3 separate regions of the Homo sapiens genome follow, and regions 2 and 3 are each linked to region 1. A link is an interaction called in ENCODE POLR2A ChIA-PET data of the cell type or tissue named here. Cell type or tissue: HepG2. All regions are shown on one strand. Region 1 has its middle 7.4 kb from the start of LETM1. Region 2 has its middle 8.1 kb from the start of FGFR3. Region 3 has its middle 26 kb from the start of FGFR3.

The links. ChIA-PET counts read pairs that join two places held together with the same protein. Peaks named below come from ENCODE experiments on the same cell type or tissue, not always from the same donor. Only the 100,000 strongest peaks of a DNase experiment are listed, where the experiment ranks them.
Region 2: POLR2A ChIA-PET joins it to region 1 with 5 read pairs; 3 of 35 experiments call an interaction of 5 or more read pairs at or near these places.
Region 3: POLR2A ChIA-PET joins it to region 1 with 8 read pairs; 6 of 35 experiments call an interaction of 5 or more read pairs at or near these places.

What each region holds. Positions count from the first base shown.
Region 1 is chr4:1,862,287-1,864,786 of GRCh38, forward strand. No RefSeq gene overlaps it. Among named protein-coding and RNA genes, the nearest start is that of LETM1, 7.4 kb to the left of the region's middle. In HepG2, no CTCF peak of the experiment used is centred here; DNase peaks (open chromatin) are centred at 1,145, 1,430, 1,819 and 2,174; H3K4me3 peaks cover 1,722 bases.
Region 2 is chr4:1,783,955-1,786,454 of GRCh38, forward strand. No RefSeq gene overlaps it. Among named protein-coding and RNA genes, the nearest start is that of FGFR3, 8.1 kb to the right of the region's middle. RefSeq lists a cis regulatory region at 934-2,308. In HepG2, no CTCF peak of the experiment used is centred here; DNase peaks (open chromatin) are centred at 602 and 1,377; H3K4me3 peaks cover 1,229 bases.
Region 3 is chr4:1,765,776-1,768,275 of GRCh38, forward strand. No RefSeq gene overlaps it. Among named protein-coding and RNA genes, the nearest start is that of FGFR3, 26 kb to the right of the region's middle. RefSeq lists enhancers at 393-1,252, 2,331-2,500. In HepG2, CTCF peaks have their summits at 116, 1,727 and 2,233 (motif pointing left); DNase peaks (open chromatin) are centred at 1,056 and 2,096; H3K4me3 peaks cover 1,354 bases.

The DNA of each region.
Region 1 (2,500 bases):
CCCCAAAGACGTCGCTGCAGGCACAGGGTTTAGGAAGAACTTTTATTTTCTTCCTTCTGCTGCTGTGGGTTTTAATTTCCTGCCATTTTCATAATTAAAAAAAGAAGTGCTATTTTAGCACGAAACAATGTTTCTTTAGCCAAAGCCAGAGTGAGTGGGCAGCAATGGCCGCGCGCCCTGCTCTGGGTGGTCCCGACCCCGGGGAAGTCCCTGTGCAGAACGGGGGCTGCGGGGGCGGCAGGAGGAAGTGGGGGGCGCGGCACCCAGGCCTCGCTGTCTTCCCTTTCCCTTCGAGGGACCTCGCGCTGCAAAATCCGAAGAGCCCGGCTGGGGCGGGGTCGCGGGGTGCGCGGGAACCGGGGCCTGGGACGGGGCGGGGCCTAGCCAGGGCCTCCACGGAAGCGAGGCCAGGACTGGGGAGTGGGGGGTGGGGGGGTCGTGGCTGAGTGGGTGCCCTGAGGGCGGTCAAGGACCCCGCGGGCCTCTTCTCCTGCCTGGACACTGCGCTTGCCTGGCTATCACCAGTCCCAGCCCTGCCGCCCTGGGGAGAGGGAGAAGGCGTGCAGGTGAGCGCTACGGGCTGGGGCTGGCTCTGACCTGACACCAGGTCCCAACTGTAGTTGCTAAGGTCCTGCAACTAGTTAGAGAGGTGTTGTAGAGCCAGGTGCTCATGGTTGTAATCCCAGTGCTTTGGGAGGTGGAGGCAGGACGATTGCTAGAGCTTAGGAGTTTGAGATCAGTCTAGGCAACATAGCTAGACCCCCCCACCAAAAAAAAAAAAAAAAAACGAAATCGGTCGTGGTCTTATGGGCCTGTAGTCCCAGGTACTCAGGAAGCAGAGGCGGGAGGATCGCTTGAGCCTCGGAGGTCAAGGCTGCAGTGAGTCGTGATCGTGCCATTGCACTCCAGCGTGGGCGACAGAGCTGAGACCTTGTCTCAAAAGAGAGATTTTCGGGCCCTAACCTGGCATCTCTAAGTGCGAGCTCACTTGGAAATAGAGTCTTTGCCGATGTAACCAAGGTAAGATAAGGTTATTAGGAAGGGCCCTACTCCAATAGATCTGTGCTCCTCCTAAGAGAAAAGAGACTCAGGCGATGTGCAAGGCAGAGGCCACGTGACCACGGAGCCAGGGATCAGAGGTTGCCACCAAAGGTCTGAGGCAAGCACCGGAAGCTGAGGAGATACCAGGGAGGACCCTCCCCAAAGCCTCCCACCCTGCTGGCACCTTGTTTTCAGGCTCCTAGGCTCCAGAACGATGAGGGTAACTTTCTGGCATTTTGTGGTCCTAAGAAACTGGTAGGAGCGGGAACCTGGCCTGGGAGCCCCCCAGTCCAGTCCAGAGGTAGTGTTCATGGGGCTATGGGGGAGGAAGGAGGGCTCTAGAGGAAGTTGTCCCTCAGCTGAGAGCTCGCACAGCGAGAGGGGTAAAGTTCAGATTGGTGCTTGCCAAAGGTGGGTGTCTGACTGTCCAAGGGGTGACACCAGTGCGGGTCACCTCTGAGGCCTGGGGCTCTGCTTGCTTGGGTGGCCTCTCCAGGAAGCATCTTTGTGGGGAGATGGATTTCCAGTTGCCCCCACGACTGAAGCCTGGTCCTGATATGTGGTTTATTCTTGGAGGTGACCACTGGGACTCAGCCAGGACACAGGGAGGGAAGTGGGGCTCCTCAGCTGGATTTCAGCCCCCATGTCCATCACCCCTACCCGATGGGGACCCCAACTCAGTGGAAGCTCTGCTCACATGGCCCTAAGAGGCCTTGCAGTGCTGCCCTTGGGCTTCCAGTGGCTGCAGCTGTCACTCCCATGGGCCATCCCAGGGAACCAATGTGGCCTTTGGGCTGAGTGGGAGCTGGGACAGAGCCAGAACTTGGGAAAGGTGAGGTTCCAACCCGGAGACCAGAGTGGTTAGGCTGGGAAAGGGTTGTTGGGAGGGCCTCAGGGGAGGCCCTTCTGGCCCTAGCTGCGGCTCTGCTTCAGCTCTGGACCTGCTGGGCCCTGAGTTGAGGGGATGGGGCCTCCTTCCCTCCCCTCCTTGGAGGCAGGAGCCACCTGGGGCCTGGGAGGCGGGGCAGCTTGAGGCTGCTGGTTTCCACTTGGAAGCCCTCTTTATCTGGCCTGGGACGGAGAAAGGCTGGGGTCAGAGTGCACACATCTCCATGGAAACGGCAATGAGCCTGGCCCCTGGGGGACCCCAGCCCTGTGGGGGTTGGGGAGGCCAAGCCAGGGCTCAGGGGCTCCTTTGGCAGCAGCCTTTATAGGGAGGTCAGGGCCAGGAGGTACCAGACATGCAGCCATGAAGAGCCACATGGAAGGGAGAGAGGACTCTCCCTCCTAGGGCTGTAGGCCCTGAGTAGGCGGTGACTATACGGCTGACAGCCAGATACAGAGCTTTTCGTTAGAGAAAAGAGGAGAGTCATAAAGAGATTAAAGAGCCAGGCTCTGCCTGGCTGCTACTGTCCCTGACCACCTGCTCAGGGTCACTCTGGTCCCACCCAGGACCCAG
Region 2 (2,500 bases), 78 kb before region 1:
CCAGGTTAGAGGCTGGGCAGGGGTATGGGGCCCAGGGCTTCAGTCCTGAGGTGCCCGTGACAGTGTCCTGCAGTTCCTGCACCGCCAGGAGGATGAGCCTCGAGGGCTAATGAGCCCCACACGGCCGGGCCAGCCTCAAGGCCAAGGCACAGCTCTTGCGGAACCCTGGCAGCTTCTCTGAGGCAGCCATGCGGAAGATGGGGGTGTGTCCTGGTGCAGCAAGCTGGGGGTTGCTTGGGAGGCAGGACGAGCTTGACCCAAGGGAGGGTGCTTGATGGGCAGTCCTGAGGTGCTCAGCCAGGAAGCGACTATGATTGATTTGCTGTGCACCCAGGGCAGGGGCTGTCCTCCCGAAGCTGAGCTTCTTCACCTGTCTTCTGACTCACTTATCTCCCCGAGCCCCGGAGATACAAGGATCACAGGCAGGGGCCTTCTCCTGAGCTGGCCAGAGCTGGGCAGGACACTTGGGGCACGCAGCTTTTGTGGGCTAGCCTGGAAACTCGGCTATCCTGGACACCACACTGGCAACAGGTTGTCTGGAGCCAGGTCGGGGCATGTGGGGCCTGAGCCAAGGCTGTCAGCTGAAGCCTCTGACATTACTTGTGTCCCTAGGACAATCACACGTGAGAGCACATGCACACGTGACCATGTGAGCACACAGGCACGGGTTCGGGCCCCAGGCTGTGCTGCCACCTGAAGCCCCTGCCCTGGCTGTGGATGCCCATTTGGCTGGGCACAGCAAGGCGGCGGCCTTGGCACAGGGAGCCTGCCCAGCCTTGCTCTGACCCAGTTTTCCATGCCCAGGCAGGCGGGTGGCACTGGTGTAGTGGCTCCCAGAGCTTCTCTTTGGCAACACCAATCCCCTGGGCCCAAAGCAGCTCCACAGGGGCACCTGGATGGCTCCATGTGCCCTGGGCATGTCCTCTGAGAGGGTGGGTGCCCCCCTGGGATGTGGCCACCCAGCCCCAGCGGTTTCACACCCTAGAACCAGTGCCTTCTGCCTGTGGTCCCTAGGCACACAGCTGCCGCTGCCTGAATGCGCTCTGCCTGCCCTGCCTTCTGCCTCCAGATGAACGGACCTGTCATCCAGGGAGCGATCCCTGTGGCCCTCCACTCTAGACCTGCAGGCTGCTTCCTTGCCCACTCCTGGGGGTCAGTCATGGCCTGGCTGTAGACCAGATCCTTGAGGGGTGAATCTGGGGATAAGCCTCAGAGCCACAGGGCCTGGGCAGGCCTCAGAAGGCATCCCAGAGAAGGGAGGGTGGAAGGTCCCCATGGGCAGGGAGGCGCAGGGAGCAAAGGCTGCTGGGAGCAGGGAGGGGAGCTGGGCGGGCGGAAGGGCGGCCGTGGGAAGCCAGCCCTGGCCTGGCTGGCCTGATAAGCTGCCCCTTTGATCCACACTGAGGCAACACAGACCCCCATCCTGAGATAACCCCGGGCCTGGGACCCAAGGCTCTGGTCAACCCGCCCTCCCGAGTGTGCGCTGCCCTGCCCCTCCGGCCCTGACAGTGACCGGTCCTTGCTCAGCTGCAAGCTGGGTGGGTGCAGTCTGAGCCCAGGCCTGGCGGGCACTCCATGTGCCCCCACCCCAGGACCTGCTGGTCCTCACCCTGCCTTCAAAGCCTCCCCAGCCCCAGCCTCTGTGTCCAGCTCTCTGTCCCCTTTGGTTGGGAAGGGGCACCTCCCCCGCCCCCCAGTTCCCATCCCCTTCACTGTGCCCCTGGGAGGCCCCTGAGGCCCTCACTCCCCAGCTGGGGCTCAGCAGGTTTGAGGCCCTTTGGGCAGCCCTGTCTGACCAGGGCTATAGTGTGGCACAGGTGTGGGCACAGGTGTGGCATAGGCGTGGGCACCAGCTATGTGTGGCTTGGGTGCACACTGCGTAGGCACCTTCTCCCGGGCGCCTGCCTCTGCCTGGCGCCGGTCAGCACCCCCATGCCCTCGGTCCCTCCCCTGCCCAGGTCAGTGGACAATGAAGCTGTCAGCAGACTGGGGCCGGGGGAGGCAGGCAGGCGTGGCGGGGAAGGGAGGCCTCAGGAGGCGAAGATGTCTCTATTAGGGGCTGCAGACCTTGCTTCCACTGTCCTGCCCAGCCCTGGGGACTCCGAGAGCTGGAGGCAGAGGTGGCCCCAAGCTTGGGGCAGAAAGGGTCGTCTTGTCCATCAGGGCCCCAGTCAGCCTTGGGACTGGGTCCCTGGAAAGGCAGGCCCATAGATGGAGGAGCCCAGAGCGTGGGGCTGGCCACAGGTGGTCAGGGAGGGTGGAAGCGTGGCTGGGAGCTGCACAGGGATGAGGTGTCGACGGCGCTGACATCCCAGCCCTGCCAGCCTCCTAAGGCACCCACGGCCCACATCTCCCTGCTGAGCGGAAGCACTGGGGGACGCTCTACCCAGTGCCTCAGCAGACCCTCAGCCAACGGCTGTTAGAATATACCTCGTGTGAGGTGCGTCACGATACCCAGCTGTAAAATGGGGCAACCCTGTGGCTTCAACAGACTCCCCTT
Region 3 (2,500 bases), 97 kb before region 1:
CCCTGGAGGGATACTCAGAGGGGTGAAGATGAGCAAGGCACCTGCATTCCAGCAACGGAGCAGGCACAGAGTGGGGAGAAGGGAGGAGGGAGGAGGGAGGAGGGCGTGGAGCACAGGGCACTAGTGCTGCAGCCTAGTGGGCACCAGGGAGCTTTGGTTCTGACCTGGAGGTCACAGGAGCCACTGCCGGTGTGGGGTGGGGCAGGATGTGGGGGATCCCCTGGCTGCCGTGGGCACAGGGGACAGGAGGCCACCCAGGACAGCAAGGTCCCTGTGGGGACTGGGGCTGGGGTCAAACGTGAGGAGGGTGTAATTTCAGGCCTTTGTAGGTGGCCTTGGGCCTAGGTGCAGGCTCACACCTTCCCAACCTCCTGCCCTGCCCTGGGGCCCCTCCCTGACATGGTGGGCAGAGCCCAGGCTGGCTGGGGTGCCAGGTCCCACCAGGGTATTAGGGGGCAGGGCCTGGGAGGCCAGTACCCCTGGAATCACTCAGCTCTGGGCCTGCCACCCAGGAGATGAAAGGCCCTGCCCCTCTCAGGGCCCACATGCCCTTTGAAGGCTGTGGGAATGCCCGCAGGGCAGGCGAGTGCCAGGCGTGAGGAGGCTGCTGGGGCCATGGCGGAGGCCCAGAGGATGGCCCAGGCCTGCAACGCCTCCTGCTGAGTCCCGGCAACCCTCCCAAGGCCACATTGTCATGCACTTCCCAGCTCTGAGGTGCCAGTCGAGGAGGGAGGGGAGGGGCAGGGACGTGCCCCCCCTTCTAGGCCTGGGACCCTGTCTTCCATCTGGACTGCCTGTAGAGGCAGGGGCCCTGTGGGCGGCTGCGAAAGCAGGGTTCACCCACCCAGTTCGGGCCTTAGTGACCCGCGCTCAGCCACAGCCACAGGGCCCTTCAGCAGGTCGCCCGAGGCCCCTCCCCCACCTCCTCTCCAGTCCAGGGTCCGAGGACGGGTCTCCGGCCATCCCCGCCTCAGGGGTCAGCACAGAAGCTCCAGCCAGAGCCTGGTCCCTGCCCTCTTCAGACCAGGGCTGTAGGGGGATGTCCTGCCACTGGCAGGGGTCGGCCGCCTGCCCTCACCCTCCTGGCTCCGGCGGGCGCGGCTGGAATGTTTGCCTTTGCTGTTTGCCGGGGGAAGGGGGGGTGGGGTGAGCGCGGCCCCCCGGGGAGCCCTGTCCCGTCCAGCTGGGTCCGCGAGGCCAGTCGGCCGTGGAGGGGACCCTCCGGCTCCGACGGGGAGTTCCAGGGCCGGCGGTGGCACAAAGGGTGCTTCCTGCCCGCGGTGGTCCCTCGTCTGCTCCGGCCCCTGCGGCCCCGACTGGGAGACCCAAGCCCAGAGGCGCGCCCGGCCCCACCGCCCCCTCCGCCCGCCCGCCTCCGGGGCTCCCCGCGCGGCTCGGAGATTATGCAAATCCCCGGCGGCTCCTTAATTAAATCCCTAACGAGGCGCTGGGGCCGGGCCAGGGGCGGCGCTGAAAGCCGGGGTCACGCTCCAGAGGGGCCCGGCCCGTCTGCGACCAGGGGGCCCCCGCGCCCCTCCCGGCCTGGGAACCACGGCGCAGCCTGAGGGGGCGGGTCTCCCCTCCTCCCTCCCTCCCCTCCTGCCCCTCCCTCCCCTCCTGCCCCTCCCTCCCCTCCTGCCCCTCCCTCCCCTCCTCCCCCTCCCTCTCCCTCCTTCCCCCCTCCGCTCTGCCCCGCTCGCCCGGCCGCTCCCGGCCTCGGTGTCCCCACCGGGAGGCGCGCGCGGACCCTCCGGGCGCCGAGGGCTGGGGTCCCGGGCGCGAGGCCGCCGGGTCGGGGGCGGGGCCGGCGGGGGCAGCGGCCCCCAGCGCCCCGCGCTCCCCTTTCAGCCGCCTGTTGTTGGGCCAACAGCTCGGGCCGCAGCCGCCTGAAAGGCCGGGATTAGCGAACATTAGCGGCCTTTGAGCGGCGCCCGGGGAGCCCCTTCCGCCCGCCACGCCCGCGCCGGCCGGAGCCCCCCGCCCCGCGCCCCGCGCCCCGCTCCCGACCCCGCTCCGCCAGCAGCGGCCCGGAGCTGCCCTTTGTGCAGAGCTGGGGCGGCCCGTACCGTCGTGCCCTTCGGAGAGACCCAAGGGTGTTCTCCAGGTGGGAGGGGTGGTGCCCCCGCTAGGTCACGGCCGCCGCCCCCACCCCGGCCCACCCCGCCTTCCACCCCCACCCCAGGCCCCGGCTTCCAGCCCTTCTTCGCAACCCCAGCACCGCCTCCTCCCGGCAGCCAGCGGGAGTTTCCTGAGCTCAGCCCCAGGTCGCTGGGTCCCTGCACGCCTCCCGTCCTCCTGGAAGCCCTGGCTCCAAGGTTCCATAGGCAGGTTAGCACCCCTTCCCCACCCCCCACCTGGCCTCATCCTTTTCTCTCAAAGTAGTTTCTGGGCTCTGGGGCCAGAGGGGAGGCTGCTCATGAGATGTCGCTGTTCCCAGACAGAGCTCCGGCCCTCTCACATATGCGGAGCGCTGTCTGAACGCCCGGCCCTATCCCGGGAC